Regions from separate parts of the Homo sapiens genome. Here all the other regions are linked to region 1. Evidence: chromatin loops called from intact Hi-C (ENCODE). Cell type or tissue: heart right ventricle. All regions are shown on one strand. Region 1 holds the start of LOC124904241 (a long non-coding RNA gene). Region 2 has its middle 160 kb from the start of RAB12. Region 3 overlaps PTPRM (protein tyrosine phosphatase receptor type M).

Region 1 (8,000 bases):
GAGCTGGAGACAAAGTCTCCGTGTGAAGAACAAAGAGAGGAAGAGGGAGAACAAGAAAGAAGAAAAAAGCCCTACAAGCAAAGTGATTACATTGTGATTTTGAAAATGAGTCTCTTCCTCTACGCATCAGTTTCCCTGCAAATCTGGGAGCTGGAGTGGATTCTAATGCTAATGGGGTGTCTCATGGAACAGCTCAGAGGGGGTGTCCTACCAGGAGGTCGACCATGTTGGGCTTGTTGTTCCTCAGTGTCTTCACAGCGTGAAAGACATCCACGGTTCTCTGGTGCCGGAGCATCTCACATACGATGCTGATGGCGCAGAACGTCCCACTGCGGCCTCCCCCGTTCCTGTCGTGAAAAAGATCAGATGACTGCACTCGGTCTGTCTTTACACTGCATCTTGCAAACACCTGTGGAAACAAGCTGTCTAAACCCTGGGGAACAGTAACAACAAAGGGCTCTGAGGCCGGGGGACCTCTTACCTGGGCAGATTCTTTTAATTAAAGCAAACAGAGCAAGCCATCCGCAGTGTTTGGCCACAGGTCACCTGACTGCAGAGCCTTTCCCAGCTCACCTCAGCCCTGGTCACATTCTCTGATACAGCAATTCATCGATAAGGGCCCATGGTAGAAAATTTTCAATGAACCTTATTTAGGTTCTGCCAGGAAAATTGCTGTGACAAGTACGGGTTACGTTCAAAGACGTATCTGGCCTTTAAAAACATCCATTAGCAGCTGGGCGCAGTGACTCACACCTGTAATCCCAGCACTTTGGGAGGCCAAGGTGGGTGGATCACGAGGTCAGGAGATCGAGACCTTCCTGGCTAAACACGGTGAAACCCCATCGCTACTAAAAAATACAAAAAAAATTAGCCGGGCGTGGTGGCGGGTGCTTGTAGTCCCAGCTACTCGGGAGGCTGAGGCAGGAGAATGGCGTGAACCCGGGAGGTGGAGCTTGCAGTGAGCCGAGATTGTGCTACTGCACTCCAGCCTGGGCAACAGAGCGAGACTCCCTCTCAAACAACAACAACAACAACAACAACAAATCCATTGGCATTTCATTATTTATCTATAAAACATAGAGGCTCTTTTTAAAGAAAACTTTTTACTATGAACCCATGTTAGATGTGCAGAAATGTAAAAATAGCATAGAGAATGCATATCCAACTTCCCTGATATGAACACCTTACTTGCCCACAGCGCATTATGCAAACCAAGAACGTGATGCTGGGACAATACTATTAACTAAACCACAGACTGTAGTCACATCTTACTAGTTCCTCCACGAATGTCCTTTTTCTGGTCCAGGATCCAGTCGTGCATGTAGTTGTCCTGTCTCCTTAGTTTCCTTCAGTCTTTCCTTGTATTTCCTGACCTTGACACTTTTGAAGAGCACTGATCAGTGATTTGTAGAATATAAAGAATGTAGAACACAGAAGTAGAAAGTAGCTGTCGTCCCCAGCCGCAATCTGAGAAGTCATCACAAACTATAACATGTAGACCATCCCTTCATTTGGGTTTGTCTGATGTCTTCTCATGACTGGAAACAAGGCCGTGCATTTCGGTAAGAAAACCAGAGAGGGGATGTTCCCTCCTCCCAGGGGTTCAGGATGTCCATCTGTCTTATTACTGGTGATGTTAACTTGCTCACTTGTTAAGATGGTGTCTGCCAGATTTTCTCACCATAAAGTTATCATCTTTCTCTTTGCAGTCAATAAATATCTGGGAGGAAGATATTTTGGGACTACGCAAATATTTTGTTTCTCGCCCACTGATTTGAGCATCCGTTGGTGGATCTTGTCTGCAACAATTAATTATCACTGTGGTGTTTGCCTAATGGTGATTTCCTGTTTCCCTCTCTTTCAACATTCTACACTAAGAAAGAGCTGTCTCTTCTTCCCTATTATTGTTTATTTATTTTATGATTTGTTTATTTCAGTGTGAGCTTATACATAATAATTTTATTCTATCAGCTAAAATCCAAGGGTACTAATATTGATTTTGTTCACATTGTTCCAGCTTTGGCCAGTGGGAGCTCCGTCAGGCTGGCTCTTTTGTTCTTTTCTGACAAGTCCCCAGCCTGTTTTATTTCTTTACTCTCTGCAACCACATAATGGTCCAGGCTCATCCCGCACTATCCCTGCATCAACTCTGCAGTCACTCTCTCCTCAAGGAGATAAGGGACCTTTTTTTTTTTTGAGATGGAGTCTCACTCTGTCACCCAGGCTGGAGTGCAGTGGCGCGATCTTGGCTCACTGCAAGCTCTGCCTCCTGGGTTCACGCCATTCTCCTGCCTCAGCCTCCCGAGTAGCTGGGACTACAGGCACCTGCCACCATGCCCGGCTAATTTTTTTGTATTTTTTTAGTAGAGATGGGGTTTCACCGTGTTAGCCAGGATAGTCTCAATCTCCTGACCTAGTGATCTGCCCGCCCCGGCCTCCCAAAGTGCTGGGATTACAGGTGTGAGCCACCGCGCCCGGCCATGGGACCTTTTTATTTTTAAACACAGTACACAGTATAACTATCATACCTAAAATAATAACATTACTGTTTTAAAATTATCAAATTTCTAGTCAGTGTTCCAGTTTCCCAGATTGTTTCTTACAGCTGCTTTTTTAAAAAATCCACTCTCAGATTGTTTCTTACAGATGCTTTTTAAAAAATCCACATCTAGGCAAAGTCCACAGATTGGATTTGGTTGGTATGTCTTGCAAATTTATTTTACTCTGTGAGTTCCTCTTTGCTCTCTCTTTTTTCTTGAGAATTTATTTGTTGAGGAAACAAGTTCATCTGTGTCCTGTAGAGAGTCCCACATCCTAGATTTTTCTCATTCATCACATCTCTGTGATATTATTTAATATGCTGCTTTCTAACTCTGTATTTCCTGTAAATCGGTAGGTAGTTCCAGGGCTTGGTAAGAATTCAAGATTGATTTATTTATACAAGGATACTTAAAGTATACTTTCATTAGGAAGCAAGCCAAAAATATCTGGTTGTCCCTTGTTTTATGGTTTTAAGAGAGATCATCGTGTTCGGATATCAGCTTGATCAGCCCATTATGAAATTCTGAATCAGTTTTTTAACTAAAGTATAATATACCTACAATAAAGACCGTAAGTAGACAGCTCAGTCAATTTTTACCAATGCATACACCATGTAACCACCATTCAGATCAAGATACAAACCACGTTCAGTCCCCAAGAGGCTCCCTCACGTTCCTTCCTCAACAATACCATCAGTATCACCAAAGAGAATCCATTCTTAAGCCTAGCATCATCAATTGTTTTTGCCTGTTTTTCAGCTTTGTGTAAATGAACCATACACTATGTCTTCTTCTGAGACTGGCTTATTTCACTCTGTGTTGTCTGTGTGAGAATCACCCACGGTGTTATATTGGTAGTTTATTGTTTTATATTGCTAAGAAGAATTCCACTGAATGAATACCCACTGTACAATTTATCCAACAGCTGATGAATGTTTGGGCTGTTTCCAGTTTTTAAATATTATGAGTAAACCTGTGATAAGCTTATCTTTTGGTAGATGATTCATTTCTGCAGTCATTTCTCTAAGAACAGAAGAGCTCAGCCTCAGACTGCGTATATGTTTAGCTTTGGTAAATGCTGTCAGTTTCCAAATGGTTGTACAGTATTTACTTCCTTCCTACAGTGTATAAGAGTTCCAGTTACTCCACAGCTTCACTAACACTTGGGATTATCATTTATTTGTCTGTCTTTAAAATTTCAGCCATTCTGGTGAGTACACAGTGGCATGTGATCCTGGTTTCAATGTGGATTTGCCTAAAAATGAATAATATTGAGTAACTTTTCTATGCTCATTGGCTATTCGGGACATCTTTATTATTATTATTATTATTATTATTATTATTATTTTCTTTTTGAGACAGAGTCTTGCTCTGTCGCCCAGGCTAGAGTGCAGTGGCACGATCTTGACTCACTGCAAGCTCCGCCTCCCGGGTTCACGTCATTTTCCTGCCTCAGCCTCCCAAGTAGCTGGGACTACAGGCACCTGCCACTGCGCCCGGCTAATTTTTTGTAGTTTCAGTAGAGACGGGGTTTCACCGTGTTAGCCAGGATGGTCTCGATCTCCTGATCTCGTGATCCACCCGCCTCAGCCTCCCAAAGTGCTGGGATTATAGGCGTGAGCCACTGCGCTGGGCTGGGACATCTTTTGTCTTCAGTGAAGTACCTGTCAAGTTTTTTGCCCATTTAATAAATTGAGTTGTCTATCATTTTCCTACTGGCTTGCAGTACAGCAGTTCTTCGACATTGTGGCCGAGTCCTTTGTCAGACACATGTATTATAAAAGTCTCCTCCCACTGCCTTGCTTCTTCACCCTCTTATTGCCATCTTTTGATGAAGAGAAGGGCTCAATTTTAATGAAAGTCCACGTTGTCAATATTTCTTTTAAGGCTATTGTTCTGTGTCCTGTTTAACAAATCTACCCGCGGTCGTGAAGATATTCTCCTATGTTTTCTTCTAGAAGCTTTGTTATTTTACTTTCCCCTTTTGGTCTACCATCTATCTAGAAGGGATTCTGTACATGGAGTGAGGGAGACCAACGTGTCCAGGCAGTCTTCCCCACCCACTGCAGTGCTGCGTTGCAATGGCATCTTTGTTGTAAGTCAGATGACGCTGAGGTACGGATCTGTCCCTGGACTGTCTCTTCTGCTAATTAGAAGATTAGCTGTTTTCTATCCTTGCCTTACCATTACACCGCTTTTCCTATCAGCTTTGCACCTAATACTTTCGGCAGCTGTTGAAGACCACTGTCTAATCTATTATTTTCATCAAGAGTTGCAAAGTGGTGAAATCTTAATTCTATCCATTTAATCTAGCTTTATTAGCTGGGAGACACATATAAAGAAAAACACTCTCTATTTGCCTACCTTGAATATCTGTGGCTCAAGGAACCATTCACTTCAAAGCACCGGCAGGTCTTGTCTCAGCCGGGAACTCTCCACCCACAGCCGTTAGGTGGCGCTACACTATGCTGAATGCCATGCTCTTACCTCCAAGAGGAAGACTGGAGTGGTTTGATTCTTTCCTGGCCAGTACTGGGGGATGCCAATGTAAACTAACTTTGTTTCTTATAGCTAAAAAAAGCCTTAGATTTAGATATATAAATGTAAACAAAAATAAACATTCTCACCAGGCCTAGGTCTCATGCCCACCTTGATGCTAAGAGAGCAAGAGACAGCCCCACATGAACAGAGGCGGGGCTTTAGGGAGGGGGGAGTATTCCAAAGAATAATCAAGGTTCTCTCAGTGGAAAATGGGAAGAGATGCTGCACAGGCAGGAGAGAAGAAACAACGGATGCCTCCCACCGTCCACTGTGAAGAACGGCTGATTGCTTTAGGTTTTACATGGAACAGCAATGTCACTGGTTAGTTCTGTGGTCACAGCTGCCTCTGGGAAGTGTGTTGTTGACAAGGTGCAGTGATTTAAGAAGTCTTTATGTCTTCTTGTTAGGCCTGTCCTGGTGCCTCAACTTCTTCGAGTCACTAGTAACTTAGTCCTGTGGGTTAAAGCACTGACCCTTTTTAGAAAGCTGCTAATCCCGGGGGGAGCGATGCATTATACATCTAGCTCCAGACGCTGGGGGTCTCCAGATGCAGGCAGGGGTAACTGCAACCTATTTTTAGTATTTTAGAAAAATCTGATATATCTAATACAAACGAACTACAATGTTAATATTCTTTGCTGGGATTGTATCATCTCAGCGTGAGCCTCTTGTTCTGATCAGAGGTTGGATCTGGATTGAAGAGAAATAAAAATAGGGATGTGGACTGCTAATGAATTCTTTTTGTCATTTTCTTGATAGAGATTTTTTTTTTCTTTTCTTTGAGATGGAGTCTCGCTCTGTCCCCCAGGCTGGAGTGCAGTGGCGCCATCTCGGCTCACTGCAAGCTCCGCCTCCCGGGTTCACGCCATTCTCCTGCCTCAGTCTCCCGAGTAGCTGGGACTACAGGTGCCCACCACCATGCCTGGCTAATTTTTTGTGTTTTTAGTAGAGACGGGGTTTCAACGTGTTAGCCAGGAGGGTCTTGATCTCCTGACCTCGTGATCCACCTGCCTTGGTCTCCCAAAGTGCTGGGATTACAGGCGTGAGCCACTGCGCCTGGCCAACAGAGATTTTTTAATGCACTGGGTCCATGAGAAGAAAGGGGGGATGACAGCAACTAGAGAAAGGTGAGGTTAATAAACTGCTTTTTAGAGGACAAAAGATTGGAACTTCTGGTTGAAGACAACTGTGGGTAGGTTCTTAAGGCTCCTTCCAAAGGAATATCAGTTTCCTGCAGGATGAGACACTATCGTGTTTTGATCGTTGAGAGGCAGGCAGAGTCCTGGGCTTCCAGGGAGACTTTGCAGGCCCGGGGTAGGAGGTGGCATTGCATCAGACAAGGGCACTGACTGGAGAGTAACCCACGCCCTGAGCCAGGTCTGCAACTTTAACTAGGCTTGATCTACCCGGAGTGAAACTTTATTTTGCCTTCAATTTAAGAGAGATCTCATTGTGTACTTCTAATGATACTTCACTGAAAAGTGACATTCGCTTATCCTTTAAATTTCCCCAAATTCTCTAAACATCTTCCTTATCTGCCGTGACTTTCTAATTGCCTGTTCTATTAAGCCGATTGCAGCTGGTTGATTAGCTACATATCACTGCCAATGAGAAAATGCAGGTGAAAGTGCTTTGAGAAACATGGCATTCTCCATTCAGTGGCTCTCAACCTTATTATCTCAACACATTGAAATCACCTAGGCATTTAAAAAAAACACCCATGTCTGGGCCCCACTCCCAGAGATTTTGATTTAATTGGTTGGGGTGTGGCCTAGGTGTGGGCTTTTTTTTTTTTTCATGTAAAGCTCCCCAAATAATTCTCAATGTGCAGGTAAGGCTGCGGGCTATGTGTAGCAGGGGTGCCCATATTTAGCACCTGCAAAACCTGCTGGCCTGGAAGCCTCATTCTGGGGACACTGGCTGTAACCAAATGCTCCCAATATACACATTCTCCCAAAAAGCATGCACGCGCGCGCACACACACGCACACACGCACACACACACACTCCAGGTCCTTTGAGACCTGACATGATTTCCAATTGAATAATCAAGTAATGTGGTGGTAAACTGGCCTTTGGCTGGTGGGAAGGAGCCCTGAGTTGTAGCATTTGTTGATTTCCATGATGTAAATCCTTCTACCATGGATGAATTCAAGTTACCAACAGTTGAAGACCCAGCTCAGAAAATTCCTGAAAACTTAACAATTGGCTCTCAAGAGCCAGTGTTTTTTTTTTTTTCCTCTTGGCAGTGGGCGGCGGAGGCAGGGGTCCTAATGAAACGGTCAGTGCTTGCTTGTGCGGCAGCGGCACACCATCCAAATGCAGAATGTGCATATCCTGTTTCCTGAAAAGCCAACCAATCCCTCACTGAGTGTCATGATCACCCCTTCACCTAGACCTACTTATTTCTTCTCCATTTCTAGTGAAACAAAAGTCAGAGAACTAGGAGGTGAGAGTGAGTGTGGGGCCTCGCTGTTCTGAAATGAAGAGCTCTGTCAAGCACTTACAAGCAGTGCACAACCGTGCGGCCTTCCCCGCCATTGTACTCCTCTTGCCACTTGTCCACCTGGCGAATGAGCTTCAAGAAGGAGCGCTTAGACACTGGTGTGTCCCTGTACATCGGCCAGCCCAGGAACTGGAATTGCTGCACCATCCGATATCCATCTTGGGGCTACGAAGAACAAGGCAACAATCGGGGAGTGGAAAGAAAACAGGCATTATTTACTGAATTCCAGTGGGCTGATTCCACTTACTTGATCTTCCCATTATTAAAGGCGAGTCCTGCCTACAAATTACCAACGTGGCTTCTGCTGGCCTGAAGAGTTATGGTTTTTAATCTCGAGCAGTTAAAAACAACCAGGGGTTTTAAATGACAGGCCAGACAAATGACAGGCCAGTGAGGCAGAATGCTTCCCATTCT
Region 2 (8,000 bases), 60 kb before region 1:
CCTTTGGTCGCTGCATGCAAATTTCTTTCTTTATGGGAAGCAACTTTCAATCAAATAAAAAAGATATAAACTAAGTAATCAAAGTGAACGTGAGCCCTCTTAGTGGCTGAATCATACCTGGGCACGAGTTCTGTAGGTGTGGATTCCTGCATAAACCAGAATTTCATGCAAATAAAACAATATTGTAACTGATAACTATTTTTATCAAAAAGAGTTTTCCTTGTAGCAAAGTTGTTGTTATTGTTGGTTTTCAAAATTTTCAACACAGTCCAGAGATGGGTGTCTTATTTGTGTTTCAGATATTGTCAGTTTTATGCTTGACAATTATAACGATTTCAATTCATCATAAAATTCTCCCTCACCAAACAGTGGCATTAAGTATAACACAGAATTACAGGAGAGCGTAGTAACACAAGGAAAGGTGAAAGATTTGTCAATCACAGAGTCATTGGAACCACCATCTTTGAAGAGTGTTTAAGTTCTGTGTAGAGGTGTTGGGGTCTTTTATGAAAAGCAGAGGCCTGGCCAGGAAGTCAGGACGACCACTACCCATGTCCTGAGAAGGTGACCCAAATTCACTCACATGAGGGTATGTCCAGAGAGATGTGATCTGCAGAAACCCATGGTGCATGAAAAAAGGAAAGTGTGGCCAAGCTGTAAGAGTGCAGCTCTGCATGGTGGAGTCAACTGCATGCCTGCCTATGACAAGTGGTGGCAGGGATTCTGCAAGGTGCTCCCAGGAGTGAAAGGCCCCAATTTTTCATTTGACATTTGGTCACATTTCACCTGTGTGATATAGAAGTCTCAACTGCAGAAAGACCAAAGGAACTGGGAGACAAGAAATCCCAGAAGGAAATGACCAATCAGAGGTAAGATGCGTTTCCACCTTGGCCAAATTTAATTCCAAGTCCCAGAGTTCTTGTGCGAAAATGACTTTGGACTATTCAGAGACCTGAAGAGGGTCTGAGGAAGCCAGTCAGTCCCACAGTCTCTCTGGACCCTGGAGCAGGGAAGGGAATCTTTTTGGTCCCTACAGAAGGAATAACTGCTCTTTTATTCTGGACATTAGTGTATTATTCTTACAGAAAGTGTGGTTACCAAACACCACAGCCATTTCTGCTCCTTTTCCCTGTGGGAAGCCACTTTGCTCACTGAAGGCAGCCAATACGAATTCTTGCCTTTCCAGGTACTTTTGCAGTGAGGAAGGGCCATGTGACCCAGCTCTGGCCAATGGGATGAAAGGAAAGTCTATGATGGGAATGCTTGGTTTCCTCCTAAGAGGCAGCTTCTTCCTCTCATGCTCCAAACTTGCATGTGTCTGGGGCAGCCACCTTGTGAACACGAGGCAACAAACATGAAATGAAAAGAACCCAAGGATAGCAGAGCCCAGAGATGGAGCCAGCTGAAGGCCTCGGTGACACCCCTGAGCAGTTGAACCCACGCCCAAGCTTCCTGTTTCCAATCTTCTTGTTAATGATAAAAATAAATTCCTCTTTAACCAGCAGTTCATTAGGCTTTCTGTTGTTTTTGGCTAAACACACCTGTCTAATTCACTTACTAACTTTCTTGAAATGCAGACTTTACTTCTTACATGTATATGTGTTTCTCTACACACAGAGAAGTACGTGGAAAGATAGAAATCAAGCCAATAATTTTGGTTATATTGGAAGTATAGGGGGAGATCAAATGTGGAAGAAGGAGATAAAACAGAAAAAGAAAAATTTTCAAAGAAAAATTTTTTTCTATTTTAAAAATTTTTTAAAGAAAAAATTTTTTACATTTAAAAAATTTTTAAAGAAAATTCTTTTAAATTTAAAACATTTTAAAGAAAATTATTTGTAATTTAAAAAATTTTTAGGGAAAAATTCAAGCCAATTAAGAGTAAAATTTAATTAAAAATTTTAAAAGAAAATAACTTTAGAAGATCATAAATAATATATATCTTTCATTGGTAACACTGTTGATATTGATAAATACTTGGAAATAATTGTTTAGCTAAAGAGGTTTCGTATTTGCAAAAAACAAAAGTCTCTGAAGCCACTAACAAATGTTGACGTGTATATGTTGTTAAAGGGATGTTTGTGTGTGTGTGTGATATACGTATGTATGTACATATATTTTATATTTATGTTTTATATAAACAAATGTAGTAGAATCCTATCTTTATGTCTGAGTGCAGGGAAGCAGCTTTGTTGGATGGATGTGTGCCAAAATGATAATAGTGGTCTCTCGGTTGTGGTGTTTTGGGTCATTTCCCCCAATAGCTTGTTTGCCTGAATATTCTAGTTTTTCTGCATTAGCTTGTATTTCTTCTATAATATGGAAAATTAGGAAAAAGTCAAACATGACCTCTAGACCTCTAGAAGAGAGCTTGTTCCTCCAGCAGAATCAGAGCAGCTCAGAAGGGACGGGGAAGGAGCCTGAGGGAAGCTGTGGGTGCTGGAGATGCGGTCTCTGGAACTCGGCCTCACACTGCTGAGCAGAGACGGCCCGTGCAAAGACCCCATCTAGGTACCGACCTGTCAGGCATGATGACAGGATTAATCAGATTTTAAAATTGCCTGATAAAAGTCTATTAGCTCCTTAGAGATATTCAGGATGTAAATTTAAGGTGTTATTATATTATTATGGCTTTCCCATCCTGGCTGGCGCTGAAAAATCAAGACTATTAAATATTATAGGCCTTACGTTCTATTTTTACTATTGAAGTACTGGATAATAAATTTAAATAGGAGAGACTGAAAAGTAAGATGACCTCTTTCCTACCAATTGTAACAGTTGAGAATTCAGCTCTAAACTTTGAAAACTGTGTATCTTTTTTCCAAGGGAGAAAAATGACTTAGAAATTGAGATTCATGTAGAAGGTGGTAAAAACAGCCTGTCTAGGAGCTGATCCTCCTTGGGAAATTTCACTGAATGAAACTTGTTGGTGGCTAGTCTTAGCTGAACTAGAATTTTTTCCCCTGTGTCTTTCCATCAAGTCTAAGTACATATCTGTCTTTTTCGTATCTGTTTCAAACATGATTTTTAAATATTGGAGAAATATTTCTTTCCTTTTAAAGATGCTTGTTTCAAGTGAAAACCTAAAGTTTTTTCCCCCAGCATTTAATGCATAATTTTGTAGGTTAGTCTCATTTGCAGATTTTAGAAAATGCCTTTTTTTCTTCTCCAAGTGTTAAAGCAATTTAGATTAATGGGCCTCGGACTCTTTGATACCCATTTCAAGGCATTTAAAAATCCATAGAAGACGCTACCCTTTCATATGTGGTAAGTAAAAATCTTGGCAGATGAAAGACTCTTTTTTCCTTTTTGTTTTTGCACAAAAGAAAATCCTTGGAGCCACAGAAAAACTGCAGAGGTGAGAGGGAAAATCTTCGTATTGTAGTTTTCTTTCTCCCTGCTTCAGCACCCTACCCCTGGCGGCTGCTTGTAGGAAGTGGGAAAGACCTCGGTGACACCACTGAACAATTGAACCCACACCCAAGCCAGGATGGGGCCGGCTCTGCAGGCAGGGAACAAAGGAAGACAGGCTGGCCCCACGGTGACCCATACTCAACCTCTGCACCTCACGATCACCACTGTAGCTCCCGAAACCAAACATTTACTGAGCATAATATTCCATGTTCTAGTCCACCCATCAGCTCATGGGGACTCTATGAGCACGAATGTTAGGGATGGCTACTAATGAGCAATGCAGGCCCCTGGAGGGTAAGCTGATTCTGAGAACCCTGAGTGGTGCTGACCGCACATGGGGCAGGGCCTCTGTGGCCCTGACTCCTGGGCAGGAGCCCCAAGCTGGGAGCATAGCATGTGGGGTGGAGGTGGGGCTGTCTGTTCCTGTCACTCCTTTTTGACCAAGGCCTCTCAGATACCCCTGATGGCGCGTGTGCTTGGAGGGAAGGAAAGGGAGGCCTTGCTAGGCTGCGGGCATGGCTCCAGCTTGGCGTGCATGTGTGTGTGAGTGTGTCTCTGTGTATGCACTTGGGTCCATTTGTCTTATTTACCAGTTATTGAGGATGGTTATTGAGGGCAAGAAAGAAAAGAGGCAAAGAAGTCACATAGTGTTTTCCCGTACTTGGCCATAGACTCAATCTTTTTCTTTTCTTTGATTGAGACAAATGCCAGGATGTTGGTAAATTTCGTGCCTATATTGGGGGAACATCCCTCAGCCAAACACCCAAGGAGGGCTGTAATGAGCCGTGAGTGGAGGGCTGCTTGCTGGAGAGGGAGGGCTTCTGAAGGGGCCATGTTTACTCCTCCTGGCTTAGGGCCTGGGATGTCCCCCGTTAGTGTCACTGTGGCTGTGACCACACTGATAAGAATTCAGGCATAAAAGTTCACTCTGAGGTTCCTGATATTAACACCACCAAGGACACATTTTATTGCTTTTCTCTCCGAGGACATCACATGTTGAAATATTTTGTTCATCCAATTGCATGTTAGAACTAAAGTCACCTTCCGGGACCTCCAAAAACTGGAAATTAATTATAATCTATTTAATTTTGCTGAAAGGTTTTTGAATTTTAAAACACCAAGTAATTTTTTTCTTTTTATGTTAATCAAAAACATATAAAGAATTCTAGGAAGTTGAAGTAATAGCATCTGGATTAATCTGAATCTCCCAACATATCCTCCAAAAATCAGTAGACAACAACAGGAAGGTCAGACGAGGTGATGTGAAGCCCAACCCTCAGCACATGTAGGAGATGGAGAATTCACAAACTTTAAGCTGCTGGAGAGTGGAGCAATGAACACCAAATCTCAGCAAGCCATTTCCCATGTCCGGGTCTCAAGACAATGGAAAGCAAGGGCGGTATGGGAAAAAGGGAATGGAGGAGAGGAGAGTCCGCCTAGTGGTGGGTCTGAGACTGACCCAAGATTACTGCCCACAGGAGAGGCTCCTACGCCAAAAATACAAAGTGACCTGTCTCCAAGGGCATCACTTCTAGGGCAGAAGCTAAAAGGAAGGAAGATTCTTTGGAAGACAGGGCATAAGTGGGAAGCTTTAGGACTCTGAAGGGCAAGAGAGAAGCAAAAAACATTCGCATAACCCTTCGCCCATGCCCCTCCAAAACAAGCCACCCATTAAAGAAACCACACTTTCCTACGCTGACAGAGAGGGGCCCTTAACTAGTAGTCTTGTAACCCATCCCATAAAATGAATAGGCAGAGCAAACTAAATATATATAAACCTAGTTTAACAACGAGAACCTCTCAGTGCATCAAACTCTTCCTCCCCCAAATGATCACAAAGCAGAAGACAACAGTCACGTTACACTCAAAATTCAGTGAGATCTCATCAAACAAACATTTCAGGATAGAAAATATCATCTTCAATCAGAAATTAAAAAGCTTAAACCAGAAAGACAAAAATAGAAAGAAATAAAGAGAGTTGATTGATCTCAGGAAAGAAAATGAAAAAGACAAAATGATCTCAGGAATAAAAAATACATTCCCAGTTGCACAAGGGATAATAGACAGAAATGAAAATTTAAGAAGAAGCATTGAAGGAAGGCAGGAGAGTAGCTAAAAAATACAAATAAGCTAAAGAAAGAAGAAAAAAGTTCAGAGAGAAAGCAACTGAAATGGAAGAAGCAGACAATATATGTAATTGAAGACCATGAAGAAGAAAAACAAAATGCTGGAACAAAGTTTATATATCAAACTACTACATTGCAAGAAAACCTTTTGGAATTATGAGGAAACTGAAATCTCAATACTGAAGGGGGCCACTGAGTACCTGGATAAACCAAAAATCATCAACTCTGAGACGTATCCCAGTGAAACTATTAGAATTTAAAGATAAAGAAAAAAATCCTGGCAGGGTGCGGTGGCTCAACCTGTAATCCCAGCACTTTGGGAGGCTGAGGCGGGTGGATCACCTGAGGTCAGGAGTTCAAGACCAGCCTGGCCAACATGATGATACCCTGTCTCTACTAAAAATACATAAAACCAGCCGGGCATGGTGGCAGATGCCTGTAATCCCAGCTACTCAGGAGGCTGAGGCAGGAGAATCCCTTGAACCTGGGAGGCAGAGGTTGCAGTGAGTCAAGATCGTACCACTTCACTCCAGCCTGGGCAACAAGAGTGAAAACTCCATCTCAAAATAAAATAAAATAAAATAACCTTCAAGGACAAGAGAATAAGACTGGTATCAGATTTCCCAAAAACAACGTACACGTATGTCAACAACTAAGCAGTATTTTCCAACAGAGTCATGGAAAATATGTACAAAATATTTTATATCAAGTGAAGCTATGCTTAAAGTATGAAGGTTATAGAAAAAGAGTTTTAAACAAACAAAAATATAGAGAATTCTCTGTGAGCCTCTCTTGAGGAATCAACTACAGGATGAACTTCATTCAACCAACATCTGAATGGGAAAACTTCAACAGAAGTATTTATAATAAGCACTTAATAGTCATTTGTAGATCCATGAATAAAAATAATTCAGAACAAGGGTGGAGGAATAGTATTTTATATGTTGTATGTTATATGCCATGTGTCATATATTCTGTGAATAATAAGAAATATGTATCTGTTGATCTTTGCCCCCAGTTCCTGAGACCAAACTCCTACTAAAACCCTTGTAGACAGATGCTGAGATAATCTTTTGTTCTAATATTTGGCTTCGATCTTGGATCCTGACACAGAGCTGCTGAATCATTTGGAATTTCCTGGGCAGTAGGAGCGTCTTTTGTTCCAATGAGGTGACTCTTGGTGGACTCCTGGATTGGGGATCGTCATCAGAAAGGCCACACCGTAATGAGAAGCTTGGAACGTTCACCTCCATCTTTCAACCTCCGGGAAAAGGAGAGGAGCTGGTTATCGAGTTAATTGTTGATCACACCTACATGATGGGTGAAGCCTCCATAAAACACCTGAACTATGGGGTTTAGAGAGCTTCAGGGTTGAACACATCTGTGTGCTGGGAGGGTGGTGCACCCCAACTCCCTGATGACAGGAGCTCCTGCACTCACGACCCTTCCAGACCTCACCCTATTGCGCCTCTTTACCTGAATTTCATCTCTGTCCTTTGTCACATCCTCTATTAATCTCATAAGCTTGTAAATGTGTTTCTCTGAGTTCTGTGAGCCTTCCTAGCAAATTAACCAAACCCAAAGAGTGGGTCATGGGAACCCCAATTTATAGCCAATCAGTAAGACATATAGGTGACAACCTACTACTTGGAATTAGTGTCTGAAATGGGTGCAGTCTTGTGGGTCTGAGCCCTTAACCTGTGCGATCTGACTCTAAATCCAGGTAGGTGGTGTCAGAATGGAGTTGAATCATAGGACACCCAGCCAGTGTCTCTGGAGAATTGCTTAGTGTGTGGGGAATGCACTTCTCACCCCATTTTAGTGACCAGAGCTGTTCTGTGTTGTGTTGGCTGTGTGAGAAAAGAAAAAGTGCTTATTTTTCCGGTAGGGAAATAATGCAACTAAAAGTGGGAGGAGAAGGGAGCAGAAAAGGAAAAAGCAGAACAATATCATTGACTGTGACACCAGCAGTTGGTGGATACCATTAAAAACCAGCAAGCCACAGCAATTGTGGTCAATCTCGTGGATGAGTGTTCAAGAGTACAACAGACACATTTCAGTATAGTATTAAATAATTTATTGAAAACAATTAAAAGCCACGTGGTAAAAGATAAAAATAAACTAACAAGGGACTAGTGGCATTTAAAACGTTGTGAGTACAAATATAACTACTAGAGCACAACTTTTTTTTTTAACAAGTATTTTAAATTCAGGGGTACATGTGCAAGGTTGTTGAATAGGTAAACTTGAGTCATGAGGGTTTGTTGTACAGATGATTTCATCACCCAGGTATTAAGCCTAGTAACCATTAGTTATTTTTCCGGATCCTCTCCCTCCTCCCACCCTCCGCCCTCAGGTAGGGCCCAGTGTCTGTTGTTCCCTTCTATGTGTCCATGTGTTCTCATCATTTAGCTCCCTCTTATAAGTGAAAACGTGCAGTATTTGGTTTTCTGTTTCTGT
Region 3 (8,000 bases), 600 kb after region 1:
TTCCTTGATTTGGTCCTTGCAGAGTCTGCAGAAAGAAATCTCAAGGGCCATCTATGTAGGTAACTTGGTAATAAAATTTAAAAAAATTATTTCACTAGTAAAAGGCTACTTTTATTAATATCTGGGAGGCCAAGGTGGTTGAATTACTTGAGCCCAAGAGTTTGAGAACAACATGGGCAACACAGAAAGACCCCATCTCTACAAAAAACAAAAAAATTAGCCAGGTGTAGTGTTGTGTTGTGTAGTCCCAGCTGCTTGGGAGGCTGAGGTGGTAGGATCCCCAAAGCCTGGGGAGGTGAAGGCTGCAGTAAGCCGTGATCGCACCACTGCACTCCAGCTGGCGACAGAATGAGACCCTATCTCAAAATAAAAAGCAAAAACAAACAAACAAAAAAACACTTTTGTTAATTTAAAATACAATTTTTCAAAAATTATTTTAAAATTTGTGATTGACCTTTTAAAAAATGTATTATGTGTCAGTCATATAATCAATGGATAGCAAGAGTTTGAGAAATGCAGGCCCAAATAACAAGGGGTATGAGCCCGGGGAAGTTAAGCAGATGTTTTCAGAGGGATGATAGACAGGAGAAAACAGGCAAAACCACCCGGCACTGAATAGAGCAAAACATAAGGGAAGAGATCAGAAGAGCCACAGGCTCTTCATGCACCTTCTGGGGTTTTCCTCTGTGGAAAGAGAAGCCAGAATAGTCTTTACATGCCTCTAAAATAAATCACATCTCCCCAGCACAAAGTAAAAACTGAATTAAATGTAGCATACAGACCACTATGAAGAATAATCTACAAAAATTATGATGTCATCTCTAAGTACCTACTGGTACCAACAGCTTTAAATTATGGGTTAGCATTTTGGTTTATTAAGAAGCTCCTTCAGATGTATTAAAAATCCGTTTACTTTTAGTATTGATTTTTTGATAAATATATTATCCAGAGAGGTTATATGCAGTGGTTTCCCTGGAAAAGCTGACATTTATTCAATGATATTTGCTTTACTGAATTAAGTAGCAATATATGCTCATATATCTTTGCTCTATCTGGGAAATTATCAGAGTTAAGGGAAGAGAATATTTTATGAAAATATTAGGGTATGGTTTAATAATATAAAGCTTAGGAAAAAATCTACTTGTGTAAGATCTAGTTGTTATGGATTAATTCTTGACTTTTATATCAAAACATCATAAAGTTAATTCTCAAAACATTATTTTAGTCAATTAATTGGATTTTTAAAGATAGCACTCCTTTATAGAACAAAAAAGTAATCATTATATTCAATTTAAATAATGTTCTCCTGTAATAATTTACCAGGACCATTTTATTAAGTAATAACCTCTAAGGCCAAGTGGGGCAGAAGTTGCCAGCTACTCATCAAATGTCCTTTTCTTCTTCTTCTGTGCATCCAACTAAACCATACTCCCAGCTGCCTTTCTCTCCACTTCCAGACTTAGCCCACAGAAACCTCCACACAGATCCTCCAGGGACTTTTCCTGTGCCATCTGGATGTCCACTTGACATCTAGAATCTTGGAAAATACATGTTGAAGATGCAGAGTCCTTTTCAACCAGGATGTCTATGTGTAACAAGCTCCCAACCCAACCACCTCCAAGCTGGGACCACAATAGACTATAATGTGAATGGGAAATAAAGGTCCACAGTGTTACTGACATTGTGAGATTTATTTGTCACAGCATCTAGTGTTACACCAAGACATACGTTTTTTCTATTATGTAAATTCTTAGCAAAAAACAAAGAGTTTCCTTTTCTTTGGAAAGTTCTTTAATCTGAAAAAAAAAGGGATCTAGACCACAGGGCCTACTGAATTCAGATGTGTCCTATTCTCAGATCTCAGTAAGTCGATAGACATATATGAAATAACCATGTCATTTGCTCTTATAATGGCATAAAAGGTAAGTAAAAATGTCTTACATGAATGTAATTCATTATTTAGCTTGGAAAAGAACACATTTGTAAGATGAGTCTTCAAATAATGAAGAAAGCCTTATAATAAAAAATAAATAAACATGACAAACTACCAGCTCCTTTAAAGAGCATGCCTTTTATCACAATTTGTTTTTTATTGATTCATGTTTGGTGAGTTATTTTGCATATGTGTTTTTTTTTTTAAAACCAACTTTCATTTTCAATTATTAAGAGTTAGCAACCACTCCCATGAGCTACCTCGGAAGGTTACCTTCCTTTTCTTTTTAATTTACTGGGAGAAAGTTTATCAGCTTAGAAAGAACTGGACTTAAGAATTTAAAAACCAGTAATTTTTCCCAGGTGATTAGTAGAAATAGCAATAAAGGCAGGAAATGCAACAAATGGCATGACTTTCTAAAGGGCTTCACACCAATTAATACTTTTGAAAGGTTTTATTGCATTTGTCAAAGATAAGTCTTAGAGAGATCTCCTCTTTAATACTCGTAAAATAGATATAAGTGAATCAGGGAGGAAAGAAAAATAATCACTTGAATCAGAAGACCCTTTCAAAATAAGACTGTTAATAATCCCTTCCTCTTTGTGTCAGTGGGTATGCAGAGCCACAAGCCACAGAGGAGAGGCTCTCTAGCCGCTATGCTGATCCCAGAAAACCGTGACCAAACTTTACCCTGCTGGCTGAAAAAGCATCTGACCTCTGGGATTTACTCTGAATCAAAACATGGGCAGGATGCTGCCTGTGAAAGGCTCACATGGGATTTAAACGTGCTCCCCTGGAGCTCAGAGGATTCTCTCTTCTGTGCTTTGCTGAGAATATGTCTCTAAAGAAAATATTGTTCGTATCTACTGGGGAAGGTCAGTAATGATAATGACCTTATGAGATGCAAAAGTAAGTAAGAACTCTTAAGCAGGCCAACAAGAGGAGGAAAAGAAATGCAAAAGAGCATATTCATTAGCTCATTTGCAAAACCTGACACTGCATCTTAACTAGAAGTCAAGCAAAGTCACCTGGGGCAACAGCAGAGGCCCCAGTGAAGGAGCAAAGAATTCCACGTCTCCATCTGCTGGGGGATTTAAGGAATTACTGAAATTTTAAAGTGTGGCATGGCTTAAAGCTTATCAACAATCTTATTAAAGATAAATTAAATGAGAAAAGAAGCTACTGCCTCATTTCAGGGGTAAGAAAATGTGAATGCTCATACTAATCACAACTACAGACTTTTATTACTTAAAGGTTGCAATGAAACAACACACAACCATTTCTCTTTTCAGTGCCAGGGTAACCGTATATGAACAAAATATAGGCATTTTATGAAGATAAGCGGTCTCTCAGCGAAGGCAACCCTTCCCTGCACAAGCACAACTATACTTGAGAAAGGAGAATGATATGTATTCAGCTTCCTAAAGATGCCAGCCAGAGCAAATGGGCAGATAGCGACTTCTGGCTGTCTTGATTACATCTATCAAATCTTAGCGTTTTCAGCCTGCTAGGGACTCCAGATAACAAGCCCTTTCTTAAGTGAGTCCCAGGCTTCAAAAACCACCATAATGGGTAGCCAATTAGTAGAGGAAATTAATCTTCAGCAAGTCTATGCCACTTCATGAATTTAATTTTCTTTTCTTCCATTCAGTGCATTATTCTAATGCTTGATTTTTCTGTCAAGTAAAGCATTGATCAACTTTGCTAACCTCAGAAATCTGTGACCTCAGAAACCTTGTACATAGATCCTCCAAGACAATATTAATAATAATCATCATCATCATCATTTAAAGACAGGGTCTCACTCCATCACCCAGGCTGGAGTGCAGTGGCACAATCACGGCTTGCTGCAGCCTCAACCTCCTTGGCTCAAGCAATCCTCCTGCCTCAGCCTCCCAAGCAGCTGGAACTACAGACATGTGCCAACATGCCTGACTAATTTTGTATTTTTATTTTTGTAGAGACAGGTCTTGCTATGTTGCCCAGACAGGTACTGAACTTCTGGGCTCAAGCAATCCTCCTGCCTTGGCTTTCCAAAATGCTGGGATTACAGGTGTGAGCCACTGTGCCCAGCCCAAGATATTCTTTATCTGGTAGGATACAATAACAGCTATTCCACAGTACATACTTCATAAGTATTTACTGAAAAAAAAGGAGAACCAAAAAGCTAGGGAGGTCACCCACTTAGGTCTCCTTCCTGAAGCTTAAATATTAACTATCTATAACAGCTGGACAAATCTATAAAGATCATCAGATTCCCTTGGTAACCTTTCCCATGGCTATATTAACAAAAAGCTCAGAAAATGTTTGTCTATGATGCCTTTCAAATATTAGCAAATTCTGTTAGGACTCATTTCTTAGGAAATAAATATGTTGCCTTACAGAATTGGGCTATTGATAGGCATGTGACTATTCACCTATGGGATTTGCTATCCATGCACATGAAATTTCCATTAAGCACAATTTTCAAGTCTTTCAAAACATGTTTAGCCACCTTTGTATCATTTTGTCACTACACACTTCATAAAAGGGGTTGGAATTATTTCATCATTACAATATATATGACAATTTCACCGTTAAAACTCCCAGAAGCAGCACTACTGATGGAACTTAGATAAGCTCACTCATATATGTTTTAATATTTCACTTTCTCCAACCCTCTACCATCCAGAAAGCCTACACCTAATTCTAAGTATATGAATACTACTCATACTTTCATATTTTTCCAAAGCAAAATATTTCATAATCTCAACCTTCATAGAATTAATATTTACAGTTATGTGGCTTCATACAATATAATTTTATGTGCATTATTTCATTTGATAGCCTAGTAAAATAGGCATTTATTAGTATAAAGAGGGACTACTTCTCAAAAACAGGAATGAATTATTTATATTGACTTTATTCAAAAAGAAAAAGAAAACCCTAACACTCAGGGATAGTCTTTTGCAATGCTTCCAAAATCTTTTTCCCTTCTTTCTTTTCCTTCTCAACTTCTCTGAGCCTGTAACTGTAACTTATCGAGGTATGCTCATCACTTAGCATGGCCTAGGTCAGTCGTTTTCAAAGTATCTGCCAGAGACCCCTGAAATCCCTGAGACCCTTTCAGGGAGGCCACAAGGTCAAAACTATTTTCATGATCATAAGAAGACATTATTTGACTTTATTATTCTCAGTTCACGCTCAACTCTCACAGGTCTACACCACTGCTCTCATGCCCAATGGAAGAGATGTTTATGGACTCTTGTGTTTTCAAACTTTCTCAGTTTTAATTTCTAATTCAGAAAATAGAAGTAGATATTACCCACTTGAACAAAAGCTCTGCGGATTTTTCAAAACATTTACAGAGTATAAAGGAGTCCTAAGACCAAAGAGTTAGAGAACCATTCAACAACTCCAAAATCTCAGTGGCATATACAACACAGCTTATTTCTCATTCAGGCACACACCCACTGCAGTCATCTGAGTGTGTGTGAATGTGTGAGGGGCAAGGGAAGGCATTTCTACATCTTCCTCACTCAGGCATCTGGGCTAAAAGCGTCTCAATGCTGCCACAGTCACCATGACAGGAAGAAGGGGAGAGAACACCTTGACTCTCATCCTGGTTCTAGCAGCTTCTGCCTGAAAATAGCACATGTCACTTTCACTCACACTCACCAGCCAAAGCATGTGCAGTAACATCTAAGTCAAATGCAACAGAGATGCCCAATGTTCCCATGTTTCTAGCAGGTGAAAGCTGGAAGCAGTCATTCAACAACGCTGACAACCACAGGGGCTATCTCTTATGACAGTTCATCTCTTCCCAGCATTTTTTCCAGAACTTAATCATCCTCCTGACTCTTCATGGGGTCTAACACCAAACACATTTCAGGCAACATGGGGAGAGATACTATTTAAATATGACACATGCAAGATCACTTATGTAAATTGGGTTTTCTCAAAACCATTGAGAAATATCAAGTGTGGAGAAAATACATTATGGTGAATGCTTCCCAAAGCTAGTATATAATGCTATTGTATCAAGTGGGCCCTCTAAAAGTCTTTGTTTGACTGATGTATAAAACCAATTATTTGTAATAATTTGTGCCATCAACAAATGTCCAACACCTTTTTATAAGAGCAAGACTCAGATCAATTCAAATAAATTAACATTTCTGTCTGAACTGACTCATCCAGCCCAAGTAACAAATTCACATGTCAGTGGTGGGTTGACCCAATGACCCATCTGCTAAAAAATACAAACTGTATCATTTTGTTTTCCAAATAACAAGCATTGATTGCAGTGTTAGAAAGGTCACTTGTCATCAGTTCAGTGGTTGACCTACTGGCAAATTGCAGCCTGTCACTCCACAGTAAGCCAGGACAATCAGGAACTAAGGGATGTTTTGTTTACAGAGTACAATTAGGGAGGTGACACCATTTTCACAAGGTGTGTAATAGGATGCGTCTTCAACAGAGAAAAAAGATGTGTCATGAGAAGGCATATGATGGTTTTCATAATTTCCCAAGATGACTACCAGAAACCTCATTTATTTATACTTACTTTGAAAAGCACTGGATCAAACCTAGTCTGCACCTTCAAGTTTTATGCCAAGGATTTCAATTTTTTATGCATTTTCTATGGGTAACAGAATAAATATAAAAGATACCTCTTTCAAGGAAAGATACAAAGCAAGGAAATATACAATTAAGAAACAACCACATATTAGAGGACTCAAAGCATACAAATAAGGACTGGTCATTTGAAAAACAAATTTCCAGTGACACCCTCTCTAAAAGTGCCACTATATTAATATGCTACCCCACATATCCAATTAGACACTTACTAATGCTGCATAATCAGTTGTTTCAATTTGTCCACCCACCAGACAGAGGCATTACAATTGTCCGGCAGACAATTAATTAAATAGCTATATTTATTTCTCTTTCGACCACTTAAGCTTTTACATATTGCTTTAAGATATAATTCATCACAATCTCCTAGAATAAAGTATCAGTTAACTATGCATTAAAGTCCACTTATTTAAAATAATGATCTGCACAATCATCTAGTGGAGTCTGCCAAGAAATTCTGTATGATTTTTTCTGTATTCAGTCCCATATTATGGATAGGATACAAATGAATGCAAGCATGTATCCAAAAATAAAATGTAATAATTCCTTATGCATTTTCCAACAAAGTTAACCACCAAAATATCTACCAATAGGATAAGAATCTTTATATTTGAGACACCCACTGAGGCATAAAACCATGTGAAGCATTTGTCCTATTTAAGAAAGTCCTAAAATTACACACTTTAAGTTAGTGGCTCCAAATCGGTATTACATAAGTCCATCAGCTCTACTAAACCTCTCCAGTAATGACCAATGATCATCACGATATGCTCAGAAAGTGCAGACGTGGCTCAACCTGGGTTTTGTAAATAAACACTTTCAATGCAATTTGATGGAATAGCATTTTGCCTAAAATGTACCAATGGAGAAAAACTGTGTTGGCATGACACGAAGTCGGTGTACCTCAATTAATGTCTCTTGTAGCCCCACATTTATACTGCAAATTTTGCTTAGCTTCAAAAGTACAGAAAAATTAAGTAATAAACGCACACTTCCCTTAGACTCAACATTTGTTAACATCTTACCATATCTGCACACATGCGCGCTCTCTCTCTCTCTCAACATACACACACACTTTTTTCTGCAAAGATATCCTAACACTTATATCTTTTAACACTTCAGCATGAATCTCCTAAGAACGAGGGTATTCTCCAACATATTCATATGCTTTTTGGTACTCATTTACTAACCAAATTTCCTTATTACATCTTTTCTGGAGACACTCTTATCAGAAATTTTGAATTTTCCTCTACACATACTCAGTTAAATATTTTCTTTTCTTCTCACTTTGCCAGAAATCAACACTCAAATCACCCTCTTCCTTCATATCCTTCACCAGCTCATCGCCTATGTCTGGACCTCTTCCTCTTCCCATTCCATGTACTTGGCAGTCCCTAGAACTACATGCAGTTTCCCAGGCAGCCTTGTGAACACCTGTGCTCCCTTCCCACCC

The links. Peaks named below come from ENCODE experiments on the same cell type or tissue, not always from the same donor. Only the 100,000 strongest peaks of a DNase experiment are listed, where the experiment ranks them.
Region 2: a loop joins it to region 1, with 1.9 times the contacts of the local background. A loop is called at or near these places in 4 of 110 quality-filtered maps.
Region 3: it touches region 1 in a loop (3-fold over the local background); 20 of 110 quality-filtered maps call a loop at or near these places.

What each region holds. Positions count from the first base shown.
Region 1 is chr18:8,386,823-8,394,822 of GRCh38, reverse strand. It overlaps PTPRM (protein tyrosine phosphatase receptor type M), which reads right to left. Exons shown (of 33, transcript NM_001105244.2): 31 at 7,588-7,751; 32 at 212-347. LOC124904241 (a long non-coding RNA gene) reads right to left here and starts at 199. Exons shown (of 2, transcript XR_007066275.1): 1 at 1-199. In heart right ventricle, a CTCF peak has its summit at 4,988 (motif pointing right); DNase peaks (open chromatin) are centred at 4,992 and 7,612; H3K27ac peaks cover 824 bases.
Region 2 is chr18:8,446,963-8,454,962 of GRCh38, reverse strand. No RefSeq gene overlaps it. Among named protein-coding and RNA genes, the nearest start is that of RAB12, 160 kb to the left of the region's middle. In heart right ventricle, CTCF peaks have their summits at 3,411 and 4,853; no DNase peak of the experiment used is centred here; H3K27ac peaks cover 5,072 bases.
Region 3 is chr18:7,785,048-7,793,047 of GRCh38, reverse strand. The region is part of intron 2 of PTPRM (protein tyrosine phosphatase receptor type M); the gene reads right to left. Among named protein-coding and RNA genes, the nearest start is that of PTPRM, 220 kb to the right of the region's middle. In heart right ventricle, a CTCF peak has its summit at 3,005 (motif pointing left); no DNase peak of the experiment used is centred here; H3K27ac peaks cover 1,524 bases.